Linked DNA regions of Homo sapiens: region 1 is linked to region 2. The links are chromatin loops, found by intact Hi-C in ENCODE. Cell type or tissue: B cell. All regions are shown on one strand. Links, peaks and the distances in the headings refer to the core of each region. The heading gives the core; the rest is flanking DNA.

Evidence for each region. Peaks named below come from ENCODE experiments on the same cell type or tissue, not always from the same donor. Only the 100,000 strongest peaks of a DNase experiment are listed, where the experiment ranks them.
Region 1: a loop joins it to region 2, with 2.4 times the contacts of the local background. A loop is called at or near these places in 2 of 110 quality-filtered maps.

What each region holds. Positions count from the first base shown.
Region 1 is chr20:15,852,853-15,862,654 of GRCh38, reverse strand. All of the region lies in intron 8 of MACROD2 (mono-ADP ribosylhydrolase 2), which reads right to left. Among named protein-coding and RNA genes, the nearest start is that of KIF16B, 720 kb to the left of the region's middle. In B cell, for the core only: no CTCF peak of the experiment used is centred there; DNase peaks (open chromatin) are centred at 3,294, 5,094 and 5,204; H3K4me3 peaks cover 225 bases; H3K27ac peaks cover 1,479 bases.
Region 2 is chr20:15,918,056-15,927,857 of GRCh38, reverse strand. All of the region lies in intron 10 of MACROD2 (mono-ADP ribosylhydrolase 2), which reads right to left. All of the region lies in intron 1 of LOC613266 (a long non-coding RNA gene), which reads left to right. Among named protein-coding and RNA genes, the nearest start is that of KIF16B, 650 kb to the left of the region's middle. RefSeq lists an enhancer at 4,439-4,598. In B cell, for the core only: no CTCF peak of the experiment used is centred there; DNase peaks (open chromatin) are centred at 4,597, 5,107 and 8,567; H3K4me3 peaks cover 3,100 bases; H3K27ac peaks cover 5,303 bases.

The sequences.
Region 1 (9,802 bases), core at 494-8,493, 64 kb after region 2:
GCCTCATACAGATTTTTGGTTCTATACTGCTATCTACATCATAGCATTGAGTGAAGTTCAAGGATGTGTGTAAGAATGTGTGTGTGTGTGTGTGCGTGTGTGTACTCTGTATATAAATAAACCTATGGGCTCTTTGGTGGAAAGATGCTATATAAATCAAATAAGAAATAATAAATGACAATAAGCCACTTTGCAGCAAGCTATAAATAAGATCTGAGATTCCGACAGGATAGCTAGACTTTATGTCCTATAAAACAGCCACACGAGAGGTATACAGCAGAATGACAATAAAGTATGTCAGTAAACAAAGAGCTCATTGTCCTACTCTTGCTAGACAAATATATTTATCAAACCTGTTAGTATTTGAACAAGGCCTAAAAAGCTTCCATGCAGTTTAGTTGGCATGAAGCCACTTGCTTTAATTTAACACACTTGGAAATGCAACAGAAATAAAAAGTAACTAGCTGACAGTGACGCAAGGTCGATATAACATTTAATTTTGTAGATATTATTGAATAAGTAAATGCCACCTCAAAAGTAAAATGTGTGCATAGTCCCTTTTTTGTTTTGAGGGAACTTCTGTATGTAAAGAGTTTCTTGGAAACATTCAGAGAGTAATATAGTAAATGGAGAAGAGACACGGAGTATACATAATAGCTCACATATATCTGATTAAATCAGTGACTTAATTTTGTGTCCTGGAAATAAATAACCCTTTAGTTATTTTGTTTTAACAACATAAAAAAATTGAAAAGCACTCACTGGCAAGTTGCATAGAACATCAAATGAGGTGTTTCTCGTGGCAGTAGGAAATGGAAGTGGGTGTACACATGGCAGGACAAGAAAGAACCCCCATGGAAGTCACCCACCTAACCTCCCTGCTCTCCAAACCTGTGTGATGCAGATCTCACTAGTAAGACAGTTCCCAGTAGAAAAGGAGATCTACAGGGGCAAGAAGTAGGGGCTGGGTTATAAACAATCACATTTTCTGACGGAAGACCAGAGATTTGGCTCCTTAGTCTCTGCCCAAGCCTAGACCTCACTTAGGGTAGACTGCCTCTTGGAAAATCACTCAGTTTCTAACCTGTAATCATCAAAGACCATGCAGCCCTTATAACTGCCTTCAAAGGATGGATTATAAGGGAAACGGGAAATGGAACAACTAGAGTACAAACAACCACATTTCTTTTTTCTTGTGTTCACTTTCGTGTCTGGTGTCCAGTCCTATCTGCCTATCATTAGCATTTTCTATAAATGCTAAACCTGTCATTGTCAACTCATTCCCCAGGTGAACTCTAAATTTAGTTGAATAAATGTAAACTGTGCAATAGTGAATGCTCATCTCCACTCTCTGTATGGCATGTTTATGTCCTGTGGCTAAAGCACAAAATCATAATGTTGAGTGACAGCAACAAGTTGCAAAAGGATACATACTCTCTGATACCATTTCTGCACACTTTCAAAACGTAAAGATACAAGAGTGTAGGGATCTATTCATAAGTACTGTTTAAATAATTAATTGGGAGGCTGTTAGACTGAGGTGGCTTAAGCATCCTGGATTCTTACATAATCAAACCAAAGTGTAAACAGTAAAAGGAATTTAAGCTTAGCCAGTCATACACTGCCAACTAATCTCTAACTAGGGTCTTTCCACTGGAATGATACAAATAAGGCTATTGCTCCACTTGGAGTGATCATATATTTTCTTTGACTTGTTTTCATGTCAACTCTACAAAAGCCCTTCATGCCCCTTCAGTGGAGCCCAGAATCACCTGCAATTTGGAGCTGCCCAATTCATGAATCGCTGTCTGCTCAAAAACATTCCAAAAATTTAAAGTGCCTCAGGAATATCGCACATAACTTTTTGAGAATGATGAGTTCTGGGGAGGGTGGGGAGGTAAAGGAGGAGGTAAGTAGGGAATTGACTGAAGACCTAATACTTTATTCCTTTAGAAAGAAAGGGGATTTGAGAAAAACATGGCAAATGGCTAATAGCTGCTAACTATGGGGATAGGTACATGGCTCTCATATTATTATATTTTCTATACTTTTATATATATTTGAAACACTTCATAATCAAAAATCCTAAAATTAAAAATAAGACTGTGCAGCCTCATTATCCTCCCTCAGACATAAACGACTCTCAAGCCACATTGAACTACTTGGAATTTCCAAAGATCGTAATTATTCTCACTTCTGTATCTACGATTGTTGACTTTTTTCCCCCAGGCTTTACGTGATCAGAATATTTCTAAAGTCAACCAACCGATCAAAAAATCAAAACAAGAAAATTTGGCTTAATGCAGATCTGAGAAGACAAGGCTGAACAGTGTCATTCCTACACATTTCCCCCATACTTAAAATCATTTAATATAAATTATGAAATTTAACACTCATGTTTCTTGTGTGAGTGTGTATAAATATGTGCATGAGTGTGTATGAGTGTGTGTTTGTGTATGGGGGGTTAATGGCAATGTTATTCTCTGCTAAGTGTACTTTTTTGTGTGTGTTTGTTTTTTTGAGATGGAGTCTTGCTCTGCTGCCCAGGTTGGAGGGCAGTGGCGCGATCTCAGCTCACTGCCACCTCCGCCTCCCAGGTTCAAGTGATTCTCTTGCCTCAGTCTCCTGAGTAGTTGGGACTACAGGCACATGCCACCATGCCCGGCTAATTTTTTGTATTTTTAGTAGAGACAGGGTTTCACCGTGTTAGCCAGGATGGTCTCGATCTCCTGACCTCGTGATCTGCCTGCCTCAGCCATGCAGACCATATACAGACATTTCAAATATTGGAAGGAACTATAATCTGCCTTTTATCATTTAGGCTCTGTTGCCATGGAAATGATTTAAGTCCAAAACTCAGCAGCCCAACTTATTTTCCCAGAAAAAAAAAAAAAAGCGCGGGGATGGTGACAGTGAAACACTTTTTAGTTTAAATTAATTGAGTGGCCCAATTCCCTGCCCTTACCCTTAGGCATAACACGGAAAATGTCTTGGAAGCAAGGTGAATCCAAGAATTAGTCTTATTCACTAAGTACTTATTATGTATGTATATGTGTATGTATTTATTATAAGCGTGCACAAACATATTCTCTGGGGTTATTGTTGAACAAGAGCTCATATAGTTGACAAGCTCCGTGTTTATGAATGCACCATGGGTACTGATCAGTGCTTGTGGCAGACTGTGTCTTCCAAGATGGCATGCGATGCGCTTTCCATCCCACAGCTCTTCTTACAGTGTAATAATGATACTCCCCTCATTGGGAAATGGGATCTACAGTTATTCCTTGAGCAACACAGGTTTGAGCTGCACAGGTCTACTTATATGTGGATTTTTTTCAGTAAAAGTTAAGCAGATCATGCCTGCCTCTTCTGCTTCCTCTTCCACTTCCTCCACCTCTACCACCCCTGAGAAAGTATACCTACCCCCCTTCCTCTTCCTCCTCAGCCCACTCAATGTGAAGACAATAAGGATGAAGACCTTTATGATGATCCACTTCCATCTCATGAACAGTAAATATATTTTCTCTTCCTTATGATTTTCTTAATAACATTTTCTTTCTCTAACTTACTTTATTGTAAGAATACAGCTATATAATACATATAACATACAAAATATGTGTTAATCAATCTTTATGTTATCTGTAAGGCTTCTAGTCAATAGTAGGCTATTAGTAGTTAAGTACCTGGGGAGTCAAAAGTTATACATGGATTTTTGACTGCACTGGGGATAGTCACCACTCACCCTCACATTGTTCAAGGGTCAACTGTAATTCCACCTCTTGAATCTGGGAAGCCTATGACTATGATAGAAATGATGCTGTATAACTTTGTAATCCATGAGGTGATACAGTTTCTGCCTGGTCTTCTTGGGAGCCTCGCTCTTGTACCCAACCACCATGCCATGAGGAAGCAGAGAGACAATATGGATCCAACTACCCTCACTGAAAGTAGGTAGACTTTAGATTATTTCAACTCCAGGCCTTTGAGCCATCCCAGCTAATGTCACACCAGCGGGAAACAGGTCAATCCTGCTAAATGCTGATTTCAAATTCATGAGCTAACCATCAAAATACATAACTAGAAATCTGATATTCTTCCAGCTTCTCCCTGTAACTGTTTTTCCAGAGTCTCTTGTTTTTCCAGCTATGTAGTACTTGACTCCTACTGAAAAGCCCAGACTGAATAAGTAAAAAAGAAGTCACAGTGGGTGAGGAGAAAGTCTAATTGTTATATGGCTGAGAGATTGGAAATCTGACTTGTACAAAGGAAAAAGGGCCCATATGCCCCATACTAGCCCCAGATAAATTTCATGAGAACCTATAAGAATGCCTCGCTATTGAGGCCCAGGAGCATTGTTTCATTTTTTTTTAAATGTTAGGCAGTAAAATAATTTTGTGAAATAGTGGTTCTTGAGAGATTGTATTCATTCATTTATTCATCAGATATAAAGTGATCATTTCCAATTTGTTGGGCCTAGCCTATATGCCATTCACTTATAGAAAACATGAGTCCAGGAATCGAGTGATTTTTTTTTTCCCAAGGCCCAAGCAATCAATTAAGGCAAAAACTCAGGTGTCTTCTTTTTTAGAATTTATTTTTAATGTTTTAAATACATTAGAGATGGAGTCTTGCTATGTTGCCAGGATGGACTCAAATTTCTAGGGTCAAGCAAACCTCTTGAGTGGCTTGGACTATACAAAGACAGTGCATGAACCTCACATCCAGAGATTGTTTGTTTGTTTTTTCTGTGATATCACCTAGAGACACACACACAGAATTGAGTTTCTAGGCCTGTCACTAGTTCTGTGACATCGGACAAGCCATCATCTCTCCTCACCCTAGTTTTTACATCTTTCTCAAGAAAAGATGGAATTATCTCATCTCTATAGTTTTTTTCTTTCTTTCTTTCTATGCCTCTGTTACAGTCTATGTCAAAAGTTAGTTAAGCTGAAGTTGCATTTCTCTGAATGGTTCTGGGTTAGGGCTGGCCACAGAGAAATTTCCATGAGATTTGTAGGGCAGAAGTGCAGTCAGAGACTTTGTGCCAGGAAGGTGGGTGCAGGGCTTGGGCGATCATGCATGCTGTTGCTTATCACATGGGTGTGGAGTAGCAGCTGGCCCCACAGCTTCTCCAGTTCTTGATGGTTCTTCTGCCACATGTTCTTGGAGCTGGGCTGGGCCCACATGAAGTTCTGCAGCAAGAGCACTGGATCCTTCGGCAGGACATCACAGCTTTGGGGTTCCAATCAGTGAGAGACAGATATATGGGCCTGTGGATCTCTGTGGATTCCAGTTTTCCCTTGTGACTTTCATTTGTCTTTGTTCTCTCCCGCTTTGCATGCAGCTTTCCTACTTCCTCTTTTATCATCTGCCCTGCTGACATACTTCTGGCCCTGTCCAGATGGACAGGCAAGGGACTTCCATAGACATCTTCACCAGCTCCATTCCATGGGCCCCGGTTAGAAGCTTTTCTATTCAGTCAATCATCCCCTTGTGGAATGTTACTTTCCCAGTTTCTCCCACAATTGTATAAGATCTAATCCCTGCAATAAATCCATTAACCCATATCATTCAAGGATTCTGCTTATCTGACTTAACTCCAGCTGATGTAATCTTCAATATCATTTCAGTGAATATTATGTAGAGAAGAGCAATGAAGTACAAAGAATAACAATGTTCTTTGTTACAGGTGTGCAATCTGTCAAGGCTTCTCAAATTCCAATTACTTCTTTTTCGATGAACTTTTGTTGGTCCCGGCCCATCTTCTTGGTTAACTTCCTAAAGTTTCCATCCCCGCTTGTAATTAAAGCAACTTTGTATATTTAAAATAATTTGCTCTTTTATGAACAAGCTGTCAATAAACTCAGATGATTCCCTAGTCTAAAATGTAATAGAAAATAATACAAAAAACAACATTAATATTTTTAGAACTAACAATCTGACAGTTCACTTTATGTCTTAAACTGGAACCTCATGAAGAATCAGGTGGCACTCATCTTTGCATCACCAGTGCATAGCATAGGTCCTGACACATAATAGGAGCTCTGTAAATATCCACAGAGTATATGTTTAGACAAACAGATTTGACTAAAATGTAGGTATGTGGCAGATAGTTTTCAAGGGTACTTAGTTCTAGAACCAAAAACATAAGATATTTCGGAGGACTTTCCTTTAAGTTTGCCAGAAGAGCTGAGAACAGAAATACAGAGAAACCTAGATGGTTTTGCAAAGCACTCTATAAAAAAGAAAAACAAAAGCACTATATAAAGGGCATGAGGCATTATTGTCACCAACTGACATCTTATCCAATGATACTATGTTGAGTACAATGGCTCTTCAGCCCAGTTTTCATATAGAGTGCTTAATCGTTTCACAGTAGCAACAATGATGCCCTCTAAACTAGGATGTATTAAAAACTAACAGCTTTTTAAAATGAAAAGACAATATCAAGTATTGTCTTATACTTGATATAAGACAAAGATATAGACTGACAGGAACTTTCATAGACTGCTTTTGAGAATAAAAATTGGAAACCTCTTTGGAAAATTATTTGGCAGTACATAGTAAATTAGCTGAATATGTACATGTCTTATAACCTAGCAATTTCACTCCTACATAGATACCTAGTAGAACCTACAAATATATTCACCAAAAGACACACACTAGAATGTTCATAGCAGCACTATTTGCAATATCTCCAAATTGGAAGCTACTTAAATGTCCATAAATGATAGAATGGATAAATTACGATGTACTCATATAATGGAATATTAAAAACCAATGAGAACAAAAAATTTATAACCATACAAAATAATACGGGCAAATCTCACAAGCATAATGTTGTATAACAGAACCCAGAAAAAAAAGAGGACACACTGGATGATTTCATTTTTATAAAGTTCAAAAACCTTATAGAAAGAGGCAAAATCATCGATGGAGTTAGAAGTTAATGTAACAATTACCCTGGGGTGGAGGGTTGGTGCAAAGAGACCTAGGGAAATGCCTGGGATCCTGGTTTTTTGATCTGGATGCTGGCTCCCTGGATGTGTTCAGTTTGTGAAAATTCATCAAGCTGTGCACTCAGGAACTGTGTTCTTTTCTGTATGTTATACTTCAATAAGAATTTTTTTAAAGGTTAAAAGTCCTATGTTACAGCTCTCTTGGTCAACAATCAAAAATCTATTTTTGTTGACCTCAGGGTTGAAAAAAGTCCTTTACAAGCTGACCTCCTAAAGGTAATCTCTCTGTGTATTTTCACTGCAGCCAACTGTAGCTCACCCATCGAGGCATAAAGGAGTAAAGATGTATGTCTTTCACCAAGATATCTATTAATCCACAGTTGGGGGTTTCCTACCCCATAAATGTGATGACATATGTTCCATTAATCTTTTCCAGCATCATATCCACTGGCCCTGAAGAGGGTGACACAGCGAAGCAGGTTTGGAGTATCTGCAGCCAACCTCCATTTTTCAGAGCCACCAGTCATAGGGCAGCTGACACAGCCAAGATTATCCTGTGTTCAGTGATACGAGGAGAATGAATGGATTCTGATGAATGTAATTTGCTTCCCCAACAACCAACATTTAGAGATCTGGTGTGATGCAAATGCTGCTTTAACTGAGGACTGATGGAGGGCTATCCTGGGTAAATATAGCCTGATGGACAGCTGGGCTTAAGTCCCAGCCTTCATGAAAGAGAAATCAACAGTCTCACCAGTGCAGGGTTGGATGGGATGATTTCATAAAACAGTGGCTGCTGCTTAATAAGTGAATTAAATTTCAAAGCTTAAGTATCAAATTTGTACAAAGACAGGTTTTGAGAGGTTGGAGGACCAGGATAAGTGAAGTTTCCCCAGTACTCAGAGTAACTCAGGGATAAACAGAGCAGCAAAGGGAAGCAATCACTACAGATTAATTAAGAACAAGAAATTGGGGTGCCTGGGTCCTAGTCCCTCCTCTCCCACCAAGTGAGGCAAAAGAGAGCAATCTGCTCTTCTCCCAGCATGTCAGTTTTCTGCTGCCACATGACAAATCACCGCAGAATTAATGGCTTAAAACAACAACACTTTATTATCTCACAGTTTCACAGTTGGCTGAAAGTCCAGGCCCAACCTAGTTGGGTCCTCTGCTTTGAGTCTCAAAAGCTGCAATCAAAGTGTTAGTTGCACTAGAGTCCTCACCTCAGGCTTGGAATCCTCTTCCAAGCCCATTAGAGCTTTTGGCAGAATTTGATCCCTTGCAGTTGCAGGACTGAGGTCACCATTTTCCTGCTAGGTGTTGACCAGGGATGGCTTTTATCTTCTAGAGGCCACCTGCATTTCCTTGCCATATGGTCCCCAAAGCAGTTCAGGACACGAGCGCTCTTTTTCTTCCACGCCAGCAAGAGTGTGCCTCTATCACTTTCTCTACCTCCCACCTCTACGTTCCTTCTAAAAGCCCACCTAATTAGTCAAGTCCACCTGTTTGTAATTAGCCAGACTGATTCAATACCTTTATTCCCTCTGTGGAAATCTCTTTTCCTAATCAACAGAGTGACTACCCCATCATATTTGAAGGTTCTACGCACCCTGAAGGGGAGAAAACTGAACAAGATGTGCACACCTAGGGGCGATCATATTGGCATCTTGGAGGCTGTTTTGAACTTCAGCCTCCCACGCAGTTCCCTCCATGGAAGCAGCTGCCTGTGTCCCTACTTGACTTTACCATTTACCTGTGACCTTGAACAAGTTACTTAAGTTTTGTAAGCCTCAGTCTGCTCATCTCTAAAATGGAGACATTGACCTCTGGGGGTTAGTGCCTTAAAACACACCTACTAATTAGCTCACAGTTCTGTAAGTCTAAAGTCTGACATTGCATGACTGGGTTCTGTCTATTCAGGGTGTTACAGGCTAAAATCAAGGTGTCAGCTGAATTGAGCCCTTGTCTGGAGGCTCAGGAGAGAAATCCACTTCTAAACTCCTTTTCATTGGTGGTAGAATTCAGTTCCTTGCAGTTGCAGGATGGGGGTCTTCATTTCCTTGCTGGTTGACAGCTGGAGGACAGCTCAGCTCCTGGAGGCCTCCTGCATTCCTTGCCATATTTCTGCCTCCATCCTCAAGCCAGCAAAGGCATGTCAACTCCTTCTCAGTGTTGATTCTCTGACTTCCTCCACATCTGTTCCAAATTTAAAGAACTCATGTGATGAAGTTAGGCCCACCTAGATAATCTCCCTATTTTAAGATTTGAGACCTTAATTACGTCTTCAAAATCCCTTTACAGTATTATGGTTTGGAAAATTGGGAGGTCTGTGTACACCATGACTTAGGAATCTGAAAGATCATCTTAGAATCCTGCCTGCCACCGTTGATTATAATGACCACATAGAAATTCTACATAAAGTCCTCAGCAAAGGGCCTGACATAGAGTAAATGCTCCATAAACATCAGTTGCTTGTTTGCATAGTTATTATTCATAAGGTACCTAAAACACCTACCCTGGTGCTGGCATGGAAATAAAATCAGTGTTCACTTGCTGAGTCCTTTATTTCTACCCTGACCTTGTAAGCCAGGTTAAGACGAGGTATAGCCAGATGAGAATATCAGGGGCACCTTTTTTATCTGTTATAGTGAAAATCATGTTATTATTACTATTATTATTATTATTTTAGAGATAGAATCTCATGCTGTCCTTCCGGCTGGAGTGCAGTGGTGCAAACATAGCTCACTGCAGCCTAGAACTCCTGAAATCAAGGAGTCCTCCCTCCTCAACCTCTTGAGTAGCTGGGTCTACAGGTGTGTGCCACACCATGCCTGGCTAATTTTTTA
Region 2 (9,802 bases), core at 1,203-9,202:
GGAAGAAAGGAAAGAAGGAAGGAAAGGAGGGAGGGAATGTTAGTTCCAAACCTTTACAAATTTTGTCTGGAGGTGTCATTAGCTGATTGATCTATTTTAATAGCTTACTCTTAGAAAAGTTTCCATGTTGGCTGCCTCATTGTTTTAATGAAGAGCCTCATGTGCATCTTTTAGTGCAGATAAAAAGGTGTGCAGTGAATAGTCTCCACCTAGCAGGAGTCATAGCTGCCGCTTCCTACAGATGTCTCCTTTGCACCAGGCCTTTACACGCTCACACACCTCACACACATAACCATGAACGTCATACCGTCGTATTCGACTTTATCTCCATTTTTGCAGATGAAGAAATCAAGGCTGTGGGAGATCAAAGTCACTTCCCTGAAGTCACACAGTTCGTGGCAGAGCTGAGACTTAAACACAGGTCCAGATCATGCCAAATCCTGGAGTCTCTCTTTCTTGCCTTGCAGATTCCTGAGACCTCTGCTCACCTGCAAGAGCTAAGCCATAAGCCCTCTGCAGAGAGATGTCTCTTTTTTCTGTGGTGTCCTTGGCACCCAGCACAGTGCCTTATCTGTTAAGGGCTCCATAAACACATGTCAAGGGATTAGGAGGGAAATTTCATTTTCCCCCAAAGCATTATTATTTTTTCCTTGAATCGTATTTCAGTTCTCTAGGCAGATGAAGTATGATATCTATCTCAGCTTCTGCTTGAACTTCATTAAATTGTGGATTTGTTTAAACATTTCATGTGTCTTTGATCTCAACTAATGGTTCCCAAAAATCAAATGGTGAAGTGTGGGGAGCACAAGTATTAATAGTTAGTTAATGGTTAGTGCCGGCTGGGGCCATCCTCCATCCCCTCTATCCTGGGTGGTGGCAATGGCTTCCTGATGTGTTTTGCTGCTTCAGTTCTTGTTCTCAACACCTCTTCTCAGCCTACTAGCTGGTTTGTTTTAAAGTGTGAGGCAGCTCATACCACTCCCCTGCTTGAATGCTCTGATGGCAGCAAGACCCTGCGTGGTGGAGACCCTCGTTGTTTCTCTGTCTTCATTCATTCTCTCCTGGTATCCTGCTGGTTCAGTCGCTGCAGCCATGCTGGCCTCTGTGCTGTTCCTCCAGCACATTGGAGTCTCCTCTCCCCAGGCCTTTGCATTGCCTGACCCCTCCACCTGGAGTGCTTTCTCTCCAGCTCCTTCAAGTTACTGCTTAAATGTCCCCTTTCAATGAGATCTGTACTGAACCTTCCATTTAAAATTGCATCATCTCCCCACCCTCACACACTCCATCCTTCTTATCCTGATCAACTTTTTCTCTTTGGTTCTTCAATTGTCCATCATCTTCTAATATATCATATCCTCTAATTTAGGTAGGTATCATGTTCATTGTTTATGTGTTCCTGCCCCTCCTTGAATGTAAGCTCCACGGAGGCAAGGGTCTTTGTCTGCTTTGTGAAACAATGTTTCCTAAGTACCTGGTAGGGGTTCAATAAATATTCTCCAGTTAATGAAATACGCTCTTGCCTTACCTGGCCTTGTCTGGATAGTTCACAAATGAATCAGGAAAAAAAGAGGTAGATTATCTTCTATTCCAGGATCTTTCAGTTACTTATGAAGCATGAGGTTCCACATGTCATTTAGAACAGAATTTTTCAAGGATGCTGGCCCCGACATAAGATCTCAGGACCTTGTGATAATACACCCATTGCCATCGTCTCCTTATTAGAGCAACTAGCTAAGAGAAGGAATTGCCTCCCCAGGCGGGGGCAGATTTTGTATGGAACTCGTTACAATATAGTTCTCCAGACTAATGACTTACAGCCTTCTGGGAAGGTGGTGCAGCATGTGTAGCCAGTTTGGGGAAATGCTGGGCAGTGCTCTCCTGGCTGCCAGTTCTACCCAAAATAAACTCAAATAGTGCTGCATCCATGCCCCATTAACAGAAGGGGTGCAAGCTTCATGGGTTAGTCTTCAACCATTAGGACAGACAAGACAATCGTGTCAGCCCTATCTCTATCATTGTGTCTCAAAACAGCATTGTCCATGTAGAAGGAAGAGGAAAAATGGAACCTGTAATTTTTTAAGCCCGTGTGTCTGTTAACGGGGACTTCAGTTTAATAACACGTGTTCAAAGAGACGAAATGCATGAAACTGTAGGTGCCACTGGGCCTTCCATATGTGTTGTGTAATGGTAAGCAGAGAGTCAAGTGCTCAATAAGGAGCTCAACAAATACCTGTGGAAGGATTGAATTTTGAGGCATTTCAACATTGAAGGTATGACCCAAGCGTACCAAAACTTGCCGTGGCATATCTTGATATAAAAATAGCACAAAGTGATGCACCAGAGAGCTATTTTCAATACCACACATAGCCTCTTAATAAATAACATACGGTTCTCCCATATGGCATGTTAATACAAATACTTTGATACCGTTAGTTTTTAATCCAAGGATTTCCAAGTACTTTATAAACACTATTCATTAATGTGGGCTTCCCTGGGGAAGTTGCAGTGCCTTGCAGAGATACAAAGCATCCTGTACACAATCAATAACTATTAAGGAATGACAATAATAAGAAATATATTCATGTGGCTGTTTTTTAAAAGTAACTAACAAATGAGAATTAAGTAACTTTCCCAAAGTCTTCCAATGACTTCATGGTACAACTGAGGTTAGAAATCAACTTATACTGACACAGTTATTCTACTAGTTGTTCTGTGCTCGCAAATTGATGATAAATTATGCCAGTTCTCAGATATGCACATAACCTGGTGTCCACTCTATAACTGGGAAAATCATGGCCAAAATGAGGTTAGCATAATAGCATTACAATGGGATTTCCTTGTTCTCTCCCTTTCTCACTCTCTCTGATAAAACAGCAACTGCATTTTTTTCATTAAGCCCTAAGTTTAAATTTTCTTCTAAAAATTACATTTCTCTGTATTGTCCTTTACATTCCTGAATCTAGATAACCAGTGAGCCTACACATTTGTTTAAAACAGGCACACACTGTGCTCTGTGCAGATGTTAAATACAGAACTGGCAAGATGAAACATTTTTTTTCTTTGCTTTTTTTTTGCTGAAGAATGGAAAGTATATAAAGATGTTCTTTAAATAGAAGAATCATCCCATGAATAAATTCAAAAGCTGTTATATAGCTTTGTCATCAATTAATGTTTGTTGAGTACCTACAACGTTCAAGATGCTGGAGAGAGAATAAATTAGGCTATTCAGAAGACAAAAGCCTTTCCCTTTAGGAGTTGACAGAAGGGAGAGGAATGGAAAGGTTTCATGAGATGTGTCTGCCTGCACAAAGTGAAACTGAGGCTAGAGATGATCATCCAGAGAAAAATAAAAAAAAGTTGTTTCCTCTATGTAGATATGAATAAATGTTGGGTATTTTTGCTGGATGAAAGGAGTAACTGCTTCAGTTCTCCACTTGGCATTGTCCAAATGGCTCTTTGGGAAGTCAACGATTGAAGATGTAGATGTGTGAGTGCAAGTGTCTGTCTGGGGCAACTCACAAAGGGAAAGTCTCCTGCTTTCTGAATAGCCTAATTTATTTTCTCTCCAAGGTATAATTCAATACACATATATCTGAGGTTGTGGGCAGCCCCATATTATCATGGGAAGCAAAAACCAATTCTGTGTTTCTACCACTTTCTTCCTTTAAAATACTTGTTTCTTCCGTGTTGAGACATGCTATTTCAAGTAGTAGGAATAAAACTTTAAAGATGTTGATTTGGAATTTTGAAGTTCAGGATGAAAGCAATATATGGGTTTCCCATGATTTTGTATGAACTTTTTCCAAAAATGTGCTCTTGCCCTCAGTATGATCCCATAGATGATAAAACTCAACAACCACCCCAAAGCTGACTGACAAGTATAAAAACAAGAGGGTGGTCTATGTGTATTTAATCTCTCTTTAAAAATTACAGATTTCCAATAATGGCTTTGTTTAGCCAAATGTTTTGCTAATCGCTATTTGACATTGTACCAGAATAAATCTCAACATATTCTCTTTACTTCATATGAAATTAATTTGCAAGTAGAGAAACCACACACCTTTAGGCAGATAAACCAAATGTTTTGTTTGTGTGGAATTTTAGGCACAGGAAGCTCTTGTCTAAGATCTCCTGCTTTCCTTCTAAAGGAGTAACTTGGAAATTACTCTATCTGGAGTACTGGTCCTCAAACTTCACTGTGCATTAGAGGCCCTTGAAGGGCTTGTTAAAACACAAATAGCTGGGTTCTGGTTCAGCGGAGATGGGACAGGGCCTGAGCACTGCAATTCCAATCAATTCCTGGGTGATGCTGCTGCTATGAGTGTGGCCACACTCTTTGAGAATGATTGGTGATATGGTTTGGCTGTGCCTCCACCTAAATCTCAACTTGAATTGTATCTCCCAGAATTCCCATGTGTTGTGGGAGGGACCCAGGGAGGTAATTGAATCATGGGGGCCGGTCTTTCTTGTGCTATTCTCATGATAGTGAATAAGTCTCATGAGATCTGATGGGTTTATCAGGGGTTTCTGCTTTTGCTTCTTCCTCATTTTCTCTTGCCACCGCCATGGAAGAAGAGTCTTTCACTTCCCGCCATGAGTCTGAGGCCTCCCCAGCCATGTGAAACTGTAAGTCAAATTAAACCTTTTTTTGTTCCCAGTTTCGGGTATGTTTTTATCAGCAGCGTGAAAACAGACTAATACAATTGGTCTAGGCTCTAGAGTATTAACAGGTAAAAGTAGAAAGTATGCTGCGATTTATTTTTGTTAATTACATGTGGCTATGAACGCCCACTTTATTACTGCATTGTTCATTGTCCAAATTCTGAATCTCTGTAGCCATGAGTTGAATAATCCCTCATGGCTATACTAATATTTGTAGACAAAAATAGACTTTTCATAAAATCAATGTATAGAATTTACCTTTTCACTAAAATTTCACTAAAGATGATAATGTAATCACCTTATCTTAAAATGGATTCATCATTGAGCAAAACTTTGGGGAAGCTCCCTCTGTTCTGGACATTGCACCAGGTGCTGCAGACACAGGAATGAACAAGTTGGGGGCCCACCCCCTCCAGAAGCATGCTGGGGAGACAGATGAGTGAATACAAGACCCAGTTAGGTACAGCTAACATTGTGCTGGAGGAAGCAGGGAGGGCAGCAGGTGCTCTTAAGCACCTAATTCCAGTCCTGGAGGCAGTCAGTGAAATTTGCTCAGGGGAGGCACTGCCCCAGCGGAGACTTTTGTCACTGAGTATTTTTTGAGGTCTCAGTCTCTCCCAGACTCTGTCCTTTAAAGCTGTATTGCCCACTGTGATAGCCACTAGCCACACATGGCTATGGGCACTCCACGGACTACGAGGCAAGTCCACATTGAGATGTGCTATAAATGTTACATATATGTCAGATTTTGAATGTAGTGTGAAAAAATGTAAAATATCTAAGGAACGATTTTCATATTGGTTGTATGTTGAAATGATACTACTTTGATCTATTGGGTTAAGTAAAATATAGTGTTAAAATTAATATCACCTTTTTTATAAATGTGGCTTCTGAAAAATGTAAAACAACATATGCATTTGTAACTCATGCTATATTTCTGTTGAACAGTGCTGCTCTAGAGATAACTAGTGGGGAAAAGAGCTGTGGAGCTGAGTCCAGTGGGACAGATGGATATTGTAGCCACAGCTGTCAAAGCCCTGGCCATCGTCCCTGGCACTTACCTCTGATTTCTGCATGCACCAGAGGCTTCTTCTCTTGAATATGCGGCCTGAGGGCTTTTTCTGGTCTCAACAGGATGCTTGTCCTGCCAATACTGAGGTGCTGGGGAGTTAATATCCCAGAAGCAGCCCTCAACCAATGACGGACAGGAGGGGGCGAACAAATACCCCTACCCTGGCATCCATGCCCCTGGAGTGGGACTCCTCAGAGGCACATCCACACTATTTCCCGGAGTCCTCCCGCAGGACTAAGTCTCAGCTGCCCACAGGACAATCTACTTGTTCATGCACCTGTTTTTGTTTCCTCCCCTTCTCTATCTCACTTCACCGCTTCTCTACTGGCCCTTCCTGGGAATCACTCCCCAGATCAACTGCTGGCCCTTGAATCTTTGTCTTAGCATGTGCTTGGAGGGATCTGCTCTCAGAGATTTTTAAACCAAATAATTACGCAAATATAGTATCCTCAGTCATGATACGTGCTAACGAAGGGAAATGTAGGTTGTAGGTGGCTAAGATGGCTTCTAACAAACAAGAGTATTGGAGAGGGCTTCCCTGTAGAAGTGGCATTTGAGCTGATAAGCCTAAGGCACTTGTGAAGCAAAATTAATCAGTAGGAATGAATGGGGTAAAAGGAGAGAGAGGGATGATCGCTCCAGGTGGAGTGAAGAGCACGTCCAGGAACTCTTATGTGAGAAAGGCTTTGGCATCTTCAAAGACTTACGAGGGGCCTATGGGGCGGGAGTGCCGATGGCCGGTGCTTCACGATGGATCTAAGTGGGAAATATTCACGCAAATGAAGTAGGATGAGTTGAGGAAAGAGGGAATGTTTCACTGGGTGGGGAGCAAGCCCCAGAGGTGAGAGGAAGCATGTACATTTGGGGAGTCACAGTAATTTAGTACGGCTGGAGCAGACAACGAATGGAGTGGGGAAGGATTGAAGCCAGGTGAAGACCGTGGTCACATTAGAAAGGGCTTTGTGCCCTTTGCTGGGAGTGAGGCATGTCTACGGGGGCAGCTGGGAGCCATGGGTGGGTTCTCTCTCACCTGGCTGTTTTGTGGGGTAGGAATATGTAATAGCATGAAAGACCCACTTGAAATTGATTGAAATACTCCACAAGAGATAGCAGAAGCCTGAGATAAAGGGGCAGCAGGTGAGGAGGGAGAGAACAGGATGGACTGAAAAGAGATTCAAGAGATTGAACCAACTGGCTTTGGTGAGTGGTTGGACGGAGGTGCGAAGAATGAGGAATGGTGTCGACCTCTACTGCAAAAGCTCTGAATTATCCTGAAGAACATTCTTAACAACTTAATAATACAGATATAATGAATATTCTATTTTTTAGGTGGAGAAATGTTGTTCTAGTCTCTGCAATTCTCCAAAGCACCCATAGCTAGCAGGGAGCAGAATTACGATTTGAGCCTTCATCATTTGCCGGCTAAAGGCAAGCTGTCAGTCACCACGCTTTGATGCCACCCTGCATTCCACCCTAGCTGACAGCCTGGAAAAACTGCATGTTGTGGAGTCTGGGAACAAGGGGGACATTCTGGCTTACAGTGACCATGAGAAATGCAACAGAGGTCTTTTAATAAAAAATGAGGTCAAATAGATGAAGAGAAAAAAAATTAGCCCAGTAGAAATCCCTCTAGAATAACTTCTAGAAATTTTGTATAAGATTTTCTTAAGTAAAATGTGCATATAACAGTCAATTTTAATATAGTTATGCTACTTCCTGATACCCCCTGTTAGCTTATTTTTTCCTTTCGTGATCTTGTCTGCGTTGTACATTTTGACTGATGGTCTGAGACAGTTGCTTCCAATATCTGTTCTCCTTATGTCATAAATAAGAATATAGCCTATTGTGGGCCCTCGGGACCAGCCTAAGCAAAAGGAGAACTCTAACCCCCGTCATCTCCTTTCTGCATATATTTTGTGATTTCAGATCTATTGCCATTCCTTCTTCTCCTACATATATCCAATATCCTCATGGTTTCTTTCTAATCAAGCTGTGCTTTTAGAAGGCATCAGCTGTCATTTTCAATTTAGGGTAAATTACTTTTATTTAGTAATGAACCTGTCACTTCTCCCATGACTACTGATAACACTCTAATTATCTAGTCTTCCTACCTATAACCACAGTTCTATAATTACTGTATGGAGCAGGGAGTGCTAAGACCTCCTGATGTTGAATTTAAATTTACCCTCAATTTTTCATTAGATCTATTCCAAAAAGTCTTACTGGGGTCTTACTCCACTTTGAATAAATAAAATACTGTGTGATTTTTTTTTTCTGTAAGTCCACTTCCCAATGGTCTCTGTCTTTTCCCTGTAACAGGGCAATACCCGCTGACAGTGGATCGTCTTGAGATGATAATCACATTCCTTTTTTTTCCCTTCTTCTTTTTCAAATGGAGTCTCGTACTGTCATCCTGGCTGGAGTCCAGTGGCGCGATCTCAGCTCACTGCAACCTCCGTCTCCCAGGTTCATGCAATTCTCCTGCCTCGGCCTCCCGAGTAGCTGGGATTACAGGCACACACCACCACACCCGCTAATTTCTTGTATTTTTAGTAGAAACAGGGTTTCACTATGTTGGCCAGACTGATCTGGAACTCCTGACCTCATGATCTGCCCACCTCGGCCTCCCAAAGGGCTGGGATTACAGGCATGAGCCACCGTGCCTGGCCCACATTATTAATAGTCACCTGAAACAATTAGCCAACCAACTCAAGGACTAGGAAAAAAATTTTCTAGGGTAGCTGATGCTATTTTAGACAAATCAATGTAAGTATCAGAAGCCACATCAAAAGACAGATAGGAACATCTGTTTCCTCTCTCCTGGTGGCAGAGTAGGCCACAGACAATTATGCATTGCCAGTATGTACAATGGTACAGACATAAAACGACACATGAATCCCTCACTAAGGAGTATTCTAGCATGTTCTTTGTTCTTTCTGCCAAATCGGTCAATTTGCAGAAGTTTGCCCTTATCAAATGTTCTTTTTTTTGGATAAATGTAAAGGAATTCCAGCTGCCTTTTCTCCACAGAAATATGTTTGGTAAAAAATATATCAGGCAGCCTTGTGATCTATGAAAAGAGAGATCTCTGCAAGTGACTGCACTCATTGAAAATGAGAATCGGTCTGTCTAATGCCTCATCCCTCTCATTGGTTCCAGGGTCAGTCATTTAATATGCAGAGCACCTCATTGTTTCTGGGGTCAGTTATTTAACATGCAGAGCCCCTCATTGGTTCTAGGATCAGTCATTTAATATGCAGAGCCCCTTCCTCCCTAAACAGGTGGAGCCCCATGAGGAGGCAGTGGATGTAGCAGGCAGCAGTAGACAGAAACAGTCCGATGGTGGAGGGATGATAGAGCACACTACCCGTAAGGCAGACTGCAGGAGAACAATCTTACAGCAACAGCTTGAGAAAGGTTTTCAGGTCTTTCTATCTTCTCAGCAGTTTGCTTATAAGAATAAATTATTCTAGTTCTCCCATATCTCATTACTAATGTCAGATGATCTTGGACTTGATAAACCCAATTTCCCTGTTTTATGGAACCCAGAAGATTTTTGCTTCTAGAAGTGTCTAAATGATCTTAGTTTTTAACATTTAGGCTGTAATAGGTTTTCTTATGAAAACCCCCAAATAATGGTATTGTAACAAATGCTGTCTTGTGACATAAAACGCCAATTAAAACATGTCAAGTTAGAGCAAAAGTTTTCCCGATCACATGAAAATGTTAGGATAAATACTTAAATATACGCATATACTACTTGAACCATTCAAATAAATGGCAAGTAAATAATTTCTTCAACAACTGGCTAATAAATTTTAAATCAGAATAATTTACAAGAATAAATAATTTCAGGAAGAAACATTATGTATCCAAAATAAAATATGACCCTTCAAAGTCTGTCCTATTAACGCCAATTAAATTATGATTTTTTGGTCAGTTTTAATTACAACTAATAGTGAGTCCTATGAGGTAAACCTTAAGAGCGTTAAACAGACTTGAGACCACAGATTTTATGATTACAAAACGAGGTTTATACCTGATTCATTGACCCTTTAAACAATTTAT